Linked DNA regions of Homo sapiens: region 2 is linked to region 1. The links are chromatin loops, found by intact Hi-C in ENCODE. Cell type or tissue: IMR-90. All regions are shown on one strand.

Region 1 (8,000 bases):
AGTCATTTGAAATCTTTTTTTTAAATTAAAAACATTTTTTTGAGGCAGAGTCTCACTCTTTTGTCCAGGCTGGAGTGCAGTAGTACAGTCTTGGCTCACTGCAACCTCTGCCTCCTGGGTTCAAGCAATTCTTGTGCCTCAGTCTCCCAAGTAGCTGGGATTACAGATGTATACCACCACACCCGGCTAATTTTTGTAATTTTAGTAGAGACGAGGTTTTGCCACATTGGCCAGGATGATCTCAAACTTCTGCCCTCGTGTGTTCCACCTGCCTCAGCGTCCCCAAGTGCTGAGATTACAGGTGTGGTCCACCGTGCCCGGCTTGAAATTTATTGAGGCTTATTTTTGTGGCCTGGCATGTGGACTCCTGGATAATGTTCCATGTACACTTGAAAAGAATCTGTAAGGCAGGCCCAGTGGCTCATGCCTGTAATCCCATCCCTTTGGGAGGCCGAGACGGAAGGATTGCTTGAGCCCAGGAGTGCAAGACCAGCCTGGGCAACATGAGACCCCGTTTCTACAAAAAAATTAAAAAATTAGTTGGGTGTGGTAGCGTGTGCCTGTGGTCCTAGCTACATGAGACGCTGAGGCAGGAGAATCTCTCCAGCTTGGGAGGTTGAGGTTGCAGTGAGCTGGGATCGTGCCACTGCACTTCAGCTTGGGTGACAGAGAGAGACCCTGTCTTAAAAAAGAAGAATCTGTATTCTAATATTGTTTGTTTGAATGTCTTATAGATGTTTGTTCTAGTTGGATTATAGTGTCATTGAAGTCTTATTTTCTGGTTGATCCTCTTTCTGGTTTTTAAAATCCATTAAGGAATGTACATATTGAAGTTTCCAGTTAATACTGTTGAATTATCTATTTCTCTCTTCAGTTGTCACTTTTTGCTTCCTGTATTTTGGGCTCTGTTCTTAGGTGCATATATGTTTATAATTGTTATGATCCCCTGAGCACTGACTCTTTTACTATTGTAAAATGTCTGTCTTTGTGCACAGAGAGAAGTTTTGTCTTAAGGTCTGTGTTACTTGTTATCACTATAACCATTCTAGCTCTCTTTTGTGTACTGTTTGCATGAAATATCTTTTTCCATCCTTTACTTTTCAACCACTTTGTGACTTTGAATCTTAAGTGTCTCTTAGACTGGGTGTGGTGGCATGTACCCCCAGTTCCAGCTACTGGGGAAGCTGAGGCAGGAGGATGACTTAAGCTCTAGTTCAGCCTTGGCAACCTAGTGAAACCCCATCTTTTATAAAAAAAATAAATACAGTGAGTCTCTTGTAGACACTATAAAGTTGAGTCTTATTTGTTTATGCAGTCTGACTTTTTTTAACTTTCCATTGGTTTAATCTATTTATATTTAATGTAGTACTGGCAAGGTAGAATTTATGTCTGCAGGTGTGCTATTTATGTTCTATATGTCATGACTTGTTTCTTTGTTCCTCTGTTACTGCGTTATTTTGTGTTAAATAGATATTTTCTAGTGTACTACTATAACTTGCTGTTTATTTTAGTTTTTTGGGGGGAATTATTCGCAGTTGCTCTGGGGCTTGCAATTAACATCTTAACTTTAAACAGTCTAGTTTAAATTGATACTATTTAATTTCAGTATTAAAAACTTCTACTTAGCTCTGTTTTCTTCTTTTTTTGCTATTGTCATGCAAATTACATCTTTATACATTATAAGCCCACCAGTGCATATAGTTCTATAATTATTGCTTTATGCAGTTTCTTTTTAAGTTATGTAGGACAAGAAAAGAGCTAAGAACAAAAAATACTTTTATACTATATTTTATATTTACCTATGTAGTTATTTTTACTTTTTTTTTTATTTCTTCATGTGGATTTGAGCTGTTGTACAGTGTCCTTTCATTTCAACCCAAAGGACTGTTGTTTTTCATTTATCTGGTAATATCTTAAGTTCTCTTTTGTTTTTGGTGAATAGTTTTGTTACATACAGAATTCTTGGTTGATTGTCTTTTTTAATTTCAGAACTTTGAATATATTATCTATTCCCACCCTGCTCCACTCTGGCTTTCATGGTTTCTCATGAGAAATCAGATATTGACCTTTTTGAGGATCCCTTGTGCACAATGAGTGGGTTCTCCATTGTTGCTTTGAAGATTTTCTCTTTGTCTTCTCTTGTGACAGTTTGGTTATTGTGTCTAGATTTGGATCTCTTTAAGTTTATCCTGTTTGGAGTAGCTTGTTAAATATATAGATTGTTTTATATCAAATTTGTGAAGTTTTTAGCCATTATTCTTCATATATCTTTTTTTGATAATTTTTCAACGTGGTAGATGCCTGAGGCAACGATAACAACTAGGGCAAAGTATCTGACCCAAAAAGTCCTTTGAAAAGTACCGTATCTCCTTTTCTTTTTTCTGTTTTCCTGGGACTTCTGTTATGTGACTATGTTGGTACATTGGTTTTGTAAGATGATCTCTTAGACTCTGTTCATTGTTTTTGTTTGTTTCTGTTACTTAGGTAGGATATGGTATCATTTGACTGATCTTCAAATTTGTTGATTCCTTCTTGTCTCAGCTCAAATCTGTTGAACTCCTCCTGGTGAATTTTTAATTTCAGTTATTGTATTTTTCATCTCCAGAATTTCTGTATGGTTCTTTTAAATATATTCTTTCTGTTTGTTGTTTTTCTCTATTTGGTGAGACATTGTTCTTACACTTTAATTCTTCAGAAATAGTTTTCTTTAGATCTTTCGACATATTTATATTAGTTGACTTGAAGTCTTCATTGAGTTAAGGCAATGTATAGGTGTCCTTAAAAATAGTTTTTGTTGACTGATTTTTATTTCCTTTGTATGGGCCATATTTTCTTGTTTCTTTGTCTCATCATTTGTTGTTGAAACTGGACACTTGAAATAATATATTGTGGCAACTCAGGAAATCATATTCTTTCCCCTCCCCAGATTTTTTGTTGTTGCTTTTTATTGTTTTTGTTGCTTATTTTGTTCTAGTGACTTTCCTGAAAGAATTCCTTAAAGTCTTTGTTCTTTGTTATATGTTGCCACTGAATTCTCTGGTTGGTTAGCTTAGCGGTGAGCTAATGATTGAACAGAGATTTCCTTAAACATGTTGAACCAGTAAGTCTCCCAGCCTCTACTGACTGGCTCTGTGTTTTGGGGGCATGCTTTCAGTGCTCTGAAAGGTGTTTTGCACCTCTGTCTTCCTTTTTACTTCCTGCTTGTTCAGAGTGTCAAAGTCAGCCAGTGGGGACATTAGAGGCTTCAGGGGTCTTTCCTGGGCCTGTGCATGTGCACAGCCTTGCACATATACGTGACCTCCCAGGTTCCCAGGAGTATGTCAGTGTTTTCAAAGTTTGCTGTGGACATCTCAATTTCTACCCCTCCTTCCCCCCACCTTTTTTTTTTCCTATTTTTGGTCAGCTTCTTTGCCCCAGTTGTTATTTCTGTCTTGGGTATCCGCCATGTTGAACAGTTGTCACTGGTTAGTTTTGATCATCGCCTCAGGGAAAAGGCCTCTAACATTGAACAAGCTCTAAGTCAGGTCAGATAAAGACAAGCCCTGCAACTGGGCTTGCAGGGATGTGCCAGATAGGTGGAATGATAGTTCTTTGGGAATGGGGACTTTTAGGGAGCTCCAGACTTGGGAACTTCAGCTCTTTCTAGTGGCTGCCAGGCTGCTGGTTTTCACACTTGCCATGATGATAAGTTGATTTGGACGGTTTTTGCCAATGTTTTCTTTGCTTCTTTGAAGCAGATTTTCAAGGGTCCTTATTCTGCCATTTTAAAGTGCTACTCTCCTGTTTTATGATCACAATATTTTCTCTTATCTCTTTGGAAGCACTAATGACATTTTTAAAAAAACTTTTTCTTTCTCTTTAAAATCTCTTCTGTCCTCCAAGTTTGGATTTTTAAGTATGTGTTTATGTTGATTTCTCTTTTTCATGCTAGAAGCTCTGAGTATATGGATGCAGCTTATTGACTGAGATTGCCGTGATTAAGTATTTGCTTCCAGGAAATTATTTAAAATTTATATATAAAATTTTCTAGGAAGGAACTAATTTGAACTAAATCTTATAGTAAAATAAATTCTAATTGGATTGAAGAGTTTAATATGGAAATTTAAATTCAGAAAAAATAGAGGAAGATGGTGGTTGTCAAACCAGTAAAGAAATTTATTTTAAATGGAAATCCAGAGATTTAAAATAAAACAATTTAGTGGCCTCAGAGGGTAATCATTAGTTATGTATTCAATGTCTTTGAATATATAAAACTCATCCTTTTAGATTTGTGTGAATCAGTAGGTCCCAAGAGAGACATTTTATATTTTTGTGCTCAGAGCTAGCAAACAAAAACCAGTCCTTTCATTCCTAAGGATGCTTTGTTGGTGTTAGACTGTCTCTTTAGGTGGTAACCTTGATAGGAGCTGTTGTAGCAGCATTAATGAGCAGAGAATGAGGGAGCTAGTGAGGCAGGAGAGTAAAAGCGGAGGGAATTCTGAATTAAGGTGGACATACTAGTAATAGTTATGTTTATAGTGTTCTCATACCTAGTTGTTCAGGCTTGCCAGGTCGTGGGTAATGTGACCACAGTGAGAATGCCTCACCACTGAGAAAGAATCTGCAGACTCGTACACAATTACCATTTAGAATGGTGAATACTCTCCCAGGAATGAAAGAAATACTTGCCTTCTTCCAGTAATTTCAGGAACAGCCAGACTAGAGGTATACCTTGGCTCTAACTTGCAGACTTGCAGACATGCTCACATCAGAGGGTGTGGTTGTGACACAATCAAGTAGTGCCTTAGTGAGGGCATGCCCTGGCAACCGGTGTCATGATATTATTTATGAGTTTGTCAAGCCATTGGAGATCTTTGTTACTTTTAAAAAGGGAAGATAATGGAAACATCATAAGAAACACAATCATGTAAGGCATCTTTCCAGTTCTTTAGTAACTGCTGGATTTGAAAGTGAGTTATAGTTTTATTCATATCTGGTCCTGAGGTGGCAATTGGAGTTTTATTCAGTGCCAGCTTTAACGAATGGGTAGTGGCTGCCTGGAATAGTTTTGAGAAGGATTCTGAGGGAACATCTGGGCTTGGTGGAAAGATGGCTTGAAAAGATTGTTGGTGTCTCCTATGGAATGGGGGGAGGCAGTGCATCAGGCTGGTTCATCCCCCTCATTTGCTGATGTGTAATTTTGTCCTCTCTGTTACTTAGAGCATAAGCTCCAGAGGGTAAGAACTCACTAGCTCGGTGTTGGGCACATAATGGGCACTCAAGTATTTTTGAGTGAATGAACAAATGAATGAACTAACACCAGAGCTTGTGTGAATACCTACAGTTTTCCAGAGTGAGGAGTTAGGTTCCAGCTGTCTAACATAGTGATGTAACTCTCCTGAGTGAGTGTCTGCATGGCATACATAGTGTTTGGTACAAATACCAAAAGAATGTAGCTCACATCTCTACCCCTAAGGAGCTTCCATTCGCTTGAGAAGAAAAGGCAAACATATTTGAAATGATGAGAGCTGGCAGGATAGGATGGTGTGTTAAAAAGCACTTAAAATGTCCCTAAAATTGAATGCACAGATACATTGCTTTGGAATCTCAACACTTACTCCAGTATACCTGTGAGAAAGCCTCTTTTTTCTTTCTTTTTTTTTTTTTGAGACGGAGTTTCGCTCTTGTTGCCCAGGCTGGAGTGCAGTGGCACGGTCTCGGCTCATTGCAGCCTCTGTCTCCCGGGTTCAAGCAATTCTCCTGCCTCAGCCTCCCTAGCAGCTGGGATTACAGGCACCCACCACCACACCCAGCTAATTTTTTGTATTTTTAGTAGAGATGGGATTTCACTATGTTGGCCAGGCTGGTCTCAAACTCCTGACCTCAGGCGATCCACCTGCTTCAGCCTCCCAAAGTGCTGGGATTACAGTAATGAGCCACCATGCCCGGCTCAAGAAAGCCTCTTTTTTCTTAACTTTTTCTACTAATTATGATTGCATTCTCCCACCTTTTCCTTTCATTTTTGGTGTCACTAGGATGGAATATTTAGACTGGTTAAGGAATTTTGCTTTAATTTAAATGCCAAGGTGAAATGATCCATTAATAGAAAATAAATGTAATACAGATTTTTTTTTAAGCTGAAGATTATCCAGTCACAGCATTTGTTTCTAGAGAAATCATTTATAGCATTTTTGGATTAAGCATGAATCACAGCAATAAGCACAAGCCTTTGTAACGTACTATTAGTGCATTTTGAAAAGCTCCATCCCAAGTTATTGATAGTCTGCGCTAAGAAAGAAAGAGGAGAAACACACACTTCTCATAAGATACACATTTTGTGTAGAGTAGTCAGTAATGTCAGAGAGCAGGGGCTCTGGATTACTACTCTCAGGGCTAGAATCTCCACCCCACACCTGTGTCACCTCAAGGAGATTAAATGAGATCTTTCAGATAGACTTCTAGGCCCATTCTTTACCCATAGTAAGTGCTCAGTTATTGTTGGCTATTGTTAATGTTATTGATTGAGTCACTGTTTTGTTACTAGGTGGGTCTGTACCATTGTTTTTTTTGATGGGGAGTGGGGATCAACTTCACATTAGCATTTTAATATAATTGGCTATGAGCAGTGATGGTTAATAGTTTGTTTACATTTTTCTTTCATACAGGTTGAATGTAATTTTTACAAAATTTGATGAAGTCCAGAAATCTGGAAACATGATACAATCTGCAAATGGTGAGTAGAAAAAGCAATCCCTACTTTTGCTTTTTCAGTTTTACATTCGCATCATTTATGTTATATGTGAAGAGCTGAATTAGGTAATTTAGTAAGAGTTTCTAAGTCTTAAAACTTAACCTCCATTCACCCAGTTTTCCAGGCCAGAAACAATGCAGTGAATCATCACTGACTTTCTTTCATAACCTGTATTGAATTTATTAGCGAATCCTGTTGGCTTTACTTTTAAAACTGCGTCCTGAATCCCAGGAACTCTCATCATCACTGCTGCTGTCTTCCTAGCACAAGCTGTCATGGTATTTTACCTGGGCTCTTGTGTTTCCCTCCTAAACAGTATCTTTTCTTCTACTGTTTCCCCATGCCTAAAGTCTGTTTTTCATATAGCAACCAGAGTAATCCTTTCAGAATACAAGTCGGGTGGTGTTAATCTTCTTCCTAATCCTCCAAAGACTTCCCATCACACCCAGGCTACAATTCACCAACTCACCATGGCCCACTGGGCCTTGCGTGATCTGGCACCCACCGCCATTCTGATGTCATTTGAATCGTTCTTTGTGAAATTTCTCTTTGCTCTAGCCACGTTTGACCTCCTTGCTAATTTTGAACATTCTGAGCATCTCCTGCTTCAGGACCTCTGTGCTTGTAATTCCTTCTGCCTGAAGTATTTGCCCTGTGGGTATCATTATGGCCTCATCCCTCCTCCCTCATACAGTATCTCACTTCATACAGTATCACTGCATTACTGAGGCCACCAGAATAGCATGTCCAGGGTTCTGAGGGAACGCTCTGTGCCCTCACCCTGTTTGAGTTTTCTTTGCATGTATCACTAGAAAAATATGTGTTTACTCATGAGAGCAGGACCTTTACTTTATTCCCTTTATTGTTCTTTATTTTTTTTCTCAATGAGCATAAATTCAACGCCTTGAAGAGTCCCTGGCTTGTGATAGGTGTGCAGTAAGTATTGTTGAATAAATAAAGTAATGATTTTGATGTCAATTGTAGTCTATTGTTGCCAGTTCCTGTATTCCTTTCACTATACTTTGTGATGATATTTGAGAACTAGTGGGTAATTCTTGTGATTCCAGAAGGAGAGGAAAAGACAGGAGTGAATTACTCCTGTATGAAGGAAAAAATATCAAAAAGTTAATTGCTGAGAAAAACTTTTTCTAACTCTGGATACCTCATTGTATCATAGCTAAGCTATTTTAGAATTTTTAGGTATCTTAGATTACAACCAGTACTGAATTCATTAATCCTGTTGGATTAACTTTTAAAACTGCACCCCGAA
Region 2 (8,000 bases), 79 kb after region 1:
TTTATTTTGGGTTTTTTTTTGGTATTACTCTTATTTTCTATAGTTTGTTTTTTACAGTGACAGTAAATATTTTCTGTTTTTGGAAATTTGTCAGATTTGTAGACAATAAAAAAGAAAATTTAATCTGGAAAAAATTATGGGAAATGTCCTCAAATGGATATCACTTCCTTGTCTGAAGAGATAACATACTAAAATAGCTGGAACCTAAACAGCTGCAGGTCCATGGCTCCATCTCAGGAGTTCATCCTGTGTTCGTAGAACAGTTGTGCGTGGATCATATGCGCATGTGCGCATGCACACACAGGGAGACGTGGCAGACCTCGTGTGGAGGATCTGCTCACAGAAGCTGTTGCTCCCCATGTAGTTGGCTGGTCAGTGCCCCTCTTTTGGGGCATGGCTTCTTTTCTTGAGGAGGTGGCACTTACTGGAAATGTTGTGAAACACTGTTTTTGCTGTGTCCTCCAGGTCGGATCCGCACAAGACGGCAAAGCTCTGGGAGTGCCACCAACGTCGCCTCTACACCTGATAACCGGGGCCGCAGTCGCGCTAAAGTGGTTTCACAGTCCCAGCGTAAGAAACATATTTTATGCTCTTGCTTACCTCAGTTTTATTCAACAGCTCATTCTGCAGTTGAACATTTTACAATCTCTATATTGACTTCAGAGGGAAAAACACATTTTTTGTGGCTCTGAGATACTGTGAGTAATCTTACTGTTTGTTGGGTAAGCTTAAAAAATGAAACATTTCAGGCATACATTTGTCTCCTGTCCAGGTGATTTACATTTTGTATTGTTAAGCATTAAACATTAAAATGTAGTTTTTCGCCCTCCTTTGAAGCCTGTCAAATTGTAGCTTATCTGTTCTGTGACTCATTTTTGCATTGATAAGGAATCCTTCTGATGTAATTTTAGAACAGTACGTGGGCAGAAAACTATTAATGCTATGTTCTTTCCAGTGGTAAATAAGTAAATCCATTAAAAGCTCTCCCCCTTTAATTCTGTGCTCTAACATTTGCAGCCCGCACCTCTCTTCCTGCCATGTGGGCTCTTGCTTTGCCTAGCTGCTTCCATGATTGCGTCTCTGTATATGTGAAGTCAGTTGGTTTGTTAGCCTTAGCCATGAAAGCAGCCACAGCTGGAATGAATTTATTCTGGTCACACTTCAGATCCTCACTTGGTGTCTCACTTTCCAGCCACACATAAACTTTAAGGGGCCCACCTCCTCTTTTAAGGGGCCCGCCTCCTCTCTATGCATGTCGAGTAGAGCTGGGTAGCAGAGTGCTCCTGGGCAAGGTGAGCGTGGGAAGGAAGAGTCTTCCTGTCCCCAGGAGCTGCATGCGGTCCCACAGCACAGCACTCACTAGCTGACATTTGCCTGCCTCCTTTGTGGCCCAAGGAACTGTCTGTCTGTTGTAGAGAGTGATCAGTCTGCACCAAACCTTAAGAGCTCCCTTAGTATAGAAAATGGCCTTGTTCAACACCTTCTGAATTTAAATTCTTTTCCCTTTGATAACTGCAGTCCTCATGTTATATAATTTCTGCAAAGAAAGCAGAAGATCAGTTATAGTGCTGCCTTTGGTGAGGCTACAGAACCTTCCTGTGGCCTAGGTTGTATTGTGTAGTGTGATACACTACAAGCATGGGTTTCAGTGTCAGACAAAACTGGGTTTGCATCCTGGCTCCAGTGTGATGTTGGGTGAGTCTTTTAACCTTTGTGAGCCATTGTTTCGTTGTCTGTAAATTGAGTGATAACAGTTCCCACCCTCATGGGGTTTTAATGAGGATTTAATGAGCATTAGGAGCCTAACATGTAATAGTTAAATGGACGCAAGCTTTATAGTCATAGTTGTTTCAGATCAGCAGACTTCCATCCTAGCTGAAGTTGAGCCTCCTTGATCCCTGTCTACTTCAGTAGGTTTAGGAAAGAAGGCTAGGAATGGATTTACATGATGAGGGATGCAGTTCAGGATAGATTGAGTCCGTTAAGACCAAGAATGCCCTCCTTAGTGTAGAACTTAAACTGGATTTTCATTCAGATCCAGGGTGCAGGTGTAGCCCAGAAGTGTCTGTCGTGGGAACAACTTCTTGGCTCTGGTTATTCTGTTGAACCCTAGTGATGCCTGGAGACACAAAAGGATATTTGACTCATACATATGGGTCAAATTTTACTGCAAAGGAATTCTTGACAAAAAGTGTTCAAATCTCAGAATCTAGGTCAATATAATGAAATTAAGCCAAATAAAAAATGCCTAAGCATGTAATTTTGCAGTGTTGCTTCCCTCTGTGGGGGTTGAGGGTTGAACAGTATTTTACATATTTCTTTCTAATGCTGTTTATCAACACTGGGGTCTTTGGGGTTCCCTGCCCCAGCTAGGTCAATGCTGTAATTTTCTCTCCTATATTGCAGGTTTTAGGAATGTGTAGGTTACCTTGGCAGGTGGTGAAGATTACAGTTCTTTCTCTAATAGTGATTAGGGTGATAATAGAGCTTTAATTTTTCAGTCTTATAAAAATACTGTACCTAGCCTTGGGGCTCCCCTTTTAAAATTCCTTAGTTTTACTTCACTCACCAAATCGTACTCAGGAAGAGTGACCACACTAGCCAGTGATCAAGCCTATACCTTAAGCTTATGCATATAAATTAAATATTTAAAAAATTATTTTAATAAGTGGTAAATCTAAGTGTATATATCACAAATGTAGATATACTAGTATTCATAGTCCTGATTTAATACTAAGTAGGCTTCATTAATATTAGATTTAGGGCCCTTAATAATTGGCATATTTTAAATATTTGAGGTTTATGGGAAGTCAGGACAGGTGAAACTAGTTAACAGCAGTTTCTTTCAGTTAGTTGATGTTTATTGAGCACTTACTATGTGGTAAGCACTTTTGAAGATGGTAGTGATACAGAGATGAGTAAGTTACAATCACTTCCCTCAGGTTGCTTAAAGCTAGAAAGCAGATGTGAGCCTGGCACATTGTAGGTTTGAAAGTGTTTTATGAACAGATCTGAAATAAATGCTAATGTAGAATGACAAAGATAAACATAAGTACAAAAATAGGAGGAACAAGTCCTAGGAAATATAGCTGTTTTGCTAATGTATTTGTGAACAAAGACCTTTGTGTTGTGTTGCATGCTGACCTTCTGTATTGTGTTATTGTCTTTTAATCCACTTTTTGCCTGTCCTTTGGTCTGCTCTCATAATCAAGGATCCAGATCTGCTAATCCTGCTGGTGGTAAGCCATTTCTCTTCTTGCCTTTTTTTGTTGTTGTTGTTGTTGGCATTCTCCCCGACCCCATGTTCCTTGCACAATATTAATTTCTCTCTTTATTGTAAGCTTAGTTAATCTTTCTGCGTTTTTCTTTGTGTTCAAATTCTAGAGTTTGAAATGGATTTCTTTCCCCTTTATACATAGTTTAATAGTTTATATAGCTCAAATTTTATGGGTAAAATTAATAGGTCCTGAGACAAATTCTTCATTGGTTTTTATAATGATTTTTCACTTCAATTTTTAGTTAAATCATTATAAACTATTAATTTTTGTGAGTATTCACCTACGTGGTTCATTTGAATGATGGTGGTTTTGATTTATATAATATGTATTTTTAAATAATATATATTTAAAATAAACACACATATAAATTTACAGGTAAGTGTTGCTTCAAATGCTTTCTTCCTCTGGGTCATTCTATTCTAGTACATAGTAAATGTATACTTTATATTTTAGAATGTATTGCCTTCTCTACTTAGGGAGGTAATCTGTCAATGCAAATGATTGCCATTTGAGTGTATTGGTGTGATGCTTAAAATTTTGTTGTTTCCTCTGAGAGAGAATTAGGTCCCACAAGAAATAGTAATATATGTATCTAGCTACTTACCTATTAATAAAAATTATCAGCCATATTATTTGTTTTTAATTTCCAGTTTTATTGCATACTTCTCAGAGAATGTGGTCCATGTTATTTCTACTGTTGTAGATTTTTTTTTGAGATTTACTTTGAGGCTTAATACACAATTTTTATTTTTAATATTCATGTGTGGAAAGGTAAAAAGAATATGTGTTCTATCTGTTGGGATATATATGTGTATGTGGGAAGTGTGTGTTTTTATACATACATATACACACACAGACACAATTTTGACTGCTCTGTCAATTTCTGTGAGGTATATAGTTTCTCAATATTATTAGTCTTTCCGTGAGGTCTTTCGGTAAGTATGGCTTTTTCCATTTCTTCCTGTACTTTTATCATTTTTTAGTTTTATATTTCAAAACTATGTTGTTTGGAGCATAAAGGTTTGTGATTATTAGATCTTCATGGACAATTATTCTTTCATAAATATTAAATATCCTTCTTTGTCTTTTTTAAATGCTGTGTTTTATTCTATTTGTTTTTGTTTGTGGTGTATTGTTTGACTTTTAAAAATACCAGACAGCTGAATTTCATTTTATTTTACTTTGCATTTTCTTTTCTTTTCTTTTTTGTTCTTTTTTAAGAGACAGGGTCTTGCTCTGTTGCCAGGTCTGAAGTGCAGTGGTGTGATCATGGCTCACTTCAGCCTTGACCTCCTGGGCTCAAGTGATCCTCCCACCTCAGTCTCCCGGGTAGCTGGGACTAGAGGCATGTACCACCATGCCTGACAAATTTTTACAATTTTTGGAGAAGTGGGGTCTCCCTGTTGTTGCCCACACTAGTCTCAAACTCCTGGGCTCAAACTCCTCCCACCTTGGCCTCCCAAAGTGCTGGGACTACAGACATGAGCTACCAGCCCAGGCTTGTTTTAATCTCTTTTAAATCGATGAATTTAATCCAGCCACATTTATTATGATTAACTAATATGTTTGAGCTTCTATCTTATTTTGTGATTTTTATTTACCAGGTTTCTGGTTATTTTATCCCCCTACTCCCTTTTATATCATTTGTCAGATTAATAGAGTTTTCTTGGATTCATTTTCTGTAGCTAATGCTAAGAAAATTGTTATAGTTCTACTTCTGCTCTTCTAGCAGTGACACCTAAAATTTTTAACATAATCAGCTCTTACAGAATTAAAAAAACAAAATAAGAATAAACACCTTTGTGACATTTGTAGTTATTTACTGTGGAATAAGGAGGCTATTCCACCAGTAATTCTTCTAAGTATATTCTTTTATGATATTCAATTGTCTTTTATGCTCCTACATTTAAAAAAATTACTACCACCAAATAAAAATTTATTTTTATATAAAATTGTGTATTTTAGCCAAATTAATGTGTAAAATCTGGCTTTTGAAAGTATTATAGTTCATTCCTACATTTACATCTATTATTCATTGTCATTTTGCTTCACTTTTAGCTGGCAGCCGGTCAAGTTCCCCAGGAAAATTGTTGGGAAGTGGTTATGGTGGACTTACTGGGGGCTCCTCACGAGGCCCACCTGTGACACCGTCTTCAGAAAAGCGAAGCAAGATTCCCAGGAGCCAGGGATGTAGCCGGGAAACAAGTCCAAACCGAATAGGATTAGGTAAGGATTCTCAAAGATCTTGGAATACCATTCCCAGCTTGGTCATAGTTTTGATTATAATCTAATGACTATGTCTAATGTAGGAAATATAGATCTATTTTTTGAACTGAGGATGTCACTTTGCCTGGGTGTGCTTTATACAGATTATGGCATATTGAGGTTTCAGTTAGAAAAATATATGGGACTTAACCCTTCAAATTGATGGGAAGGAATTATGTCATTGTAGGCTTTTGTGTTTTGCAGTCATTGTACAAAGCACTGGAATTGGGGAAATAGCAGGGTGTTTCCCCCACAATTAGAAGCAGTGTTGCTTTTCATTTTCCTTTTACTGATTAGCACTAAGTAGACATTAACCTATATGAATTTTTCAAAAACAGCATTTAGGGTCCACATTTATTTTAATTCTGATCTTCTCTAATCTAATTGGTGAAACTTATGGTGAAAAAATATGCATAGTTACTTTTGACATAGATTTGTTTAAGCATGAAAGCTAGGAATTGATTAAAACCAATACATAATATTTAGTTTTGTGTTACTTAGTTTCTTTGTAATAGTGTGTAGAATCATGTGAATTACTGTCAGCCGCTTAAATACCTTTTGTTCCATTTAAAATCTAATTCATACGCTAACTTTTTAAATATAAAATTTAGAAGTCTTTGTGATATAATACAAAAAATCTAAATTCATACTCTATGACTTCTTTACTTCCTAAGGGTAAAATGTATTAATATAAAATCAGACTACTGTATTCTTAAATTGTGTTGGCTTATCTTTCTCATTTATTCATTTATCTCATCAACAGTGTTTACTGTGATGTACCAGGCACTTTGTTAGACCTGAGAATTAGAAGATACATGAGATAGATTTAGATTCTGACTTCAAAAAGCTTGATATCTATTGGGGAGAGGTGGAAATGTAACACAGTATGACGAATACTATGACAGGGTGCTTCACATAATCAAAACTATGACCTAAAAAAGGAGTATCTTAGACCCTTGGCCACCCCAGATTTCTTGCTAGGGGAGGCTGCCCAGAGTAGATTCTGTTTTCATGAAGTACAAAATGGGATTGGTCCGGGTGGGGAGATGAGGGGAAAGGTTTCTAGAGGAGAGAGAAGCATCTGCAGAAGCAGTCAGGCAAGAGGCAGCCACATGTAATTCATTTGGCTGCTGTAAAGGAAGTCAGAGTGGGTGGGAGTTGGGGGCAGAGACTGGTAGAGTCCAGCTCATGAAAGTCTTTGAAGCCCACCTTAGCTACGAGAAGGCAGGAGAAGATATTTAAGAATGGATAAGATTTGATTTGAAATCCTATTTCCAAAGCAAGTAGAAAGTATTTCTTGGTTTTAGTAAATCTCTATGATGCCAACTTTTTATTGGCATTGCGTAGTGTGGTCTCTTAGCTGACAAGTTATTTGGGTGTTGATGTGGATACAATCATAGAAAAGGTCACAGCTGGAATATCTGAATTTTATGTCTGATGCTGTAACATATTTGTGTTTGGAAAATGCATTTGATTTTAAATCTAGGTGTTATGTTTTAGCTGTCTTTTTCCATAGTTAATTGTTTAAGTTTATAGGATGTCTGTTTGCAATCCATGTTAGTTTTATACATTTAAAGATTCTTTTCTGTTTTGAGATTTTTTTTCCTTTTATATTATTAAAGATGCCATTTTAATCTTCTTCTTGAAATTGGGAAATAACCCAACTTCATTTATCTAACATAATTCTAATGTGTTCCATGGTTTTAACTAGGAAGTTTGTGTTGTGTGTAGTTGAAAAGACAATATTTTATATGTTTTTAAAACAGTTATTATGGAGCATCAGTAGGAACTTAAGCCTGTTCCCTTCCAAAGAGTTATTTGAAATATTATTTGAAGAAAGTTATTTCCTTGATGCTAATTAAAGGGATCAGTTACGTGTAGAGCTTTGAGGTCATACATATAGTTTATATTAAAGAAGATATTTTCTTTAAATTTCCACACATTGCGAGAATATATGCATATAAAGAAATCTATATGAATAAAATGTATTTTCATTTTTTTCCTGTGGTATTGCTTAGAGATTGCATTTAATAGGGTGGCAGACATAATAGCATTATTCAGTAATAGATTATATATTACTATTATCATTTAGTATATACTGGATATATGCCTGTGTTTCTTAACATTTGACTCATTGTATAGCAGTTTTCAATATAATTGTTGAAAAAAAGAGGAGGAACATCTTTTAGGAATATTTTCTATAATTCCCAAACCAACAAATTCAACAGTTTTAATGATAGCTAAACTAGGTTTGGAATTTGCACTGAGAATTAATCGTAGTTATCTACAAATCGTGTTTGGTTCAACTATGCCTCTTTTTGTTTGAAATGATACTTCTTAACAAAATTTTCTTTTTTCATTTGTTTTAAAACTGATGCCAAGGCTCTTCTTTGGCATTTAGATTTTCTTAAGCAGAACAGCCTGTAATTCCTATTAAATATTCAAGAAGCAAAATAT

What was found. Peaks named below come from ENCODE experiments on the same cell type or tissue, not always from the same donor. Only the 100,000 strongest peaks of a DNase experiment are listed, where the experiment ranks them.
Region 2: it touches region 1 in a loop (2.2-fold over the local background); 2 of 110 quality-filtered maps call a loop at or near these places.

The regions. Positions count from the first base shown.
Region 1 is chr2:121,501,879-121,509,878 of GRCh38, reverse strand. It overlaps CLASP1 (cytoplasmic linker associated protein 1), which reads left to right. Exons shown (of 41, transcript NM_001395891.1): 8 at 6,645-6,712. Among named protein-coding and RNA genes, the nearest start is that of CLASP1-AS1, 24 kb to the left of the region's middle. In IMR-90, no CTCF peak of the experiment used is centred here; DNase peaks (open chromatin) are centred at 4,608 and 7,468; H3K27ac peaks cover 413 bases.
Region 2 is chr2:121,422,643-121,430,642 of GRCh38, reverse strand. CLASP1 (cytoplasmic linker associated protein 1) reads left to right here. Exons shown (of 41, transcript NM_001395891.1): 20 at 466-570; 21 at 3,213-3,239; 22 at 5,337-5,504. Among named protein-coding and RNA genes, the nearest start is that of CLASP1-AS1, 100 kb to the left of the region's middle. RefSeq lists an enhancer at 1-1,160. In IMR-90, no CTCF peak of the experiment used is centred here; no DNase peak of the experiment used is centred here.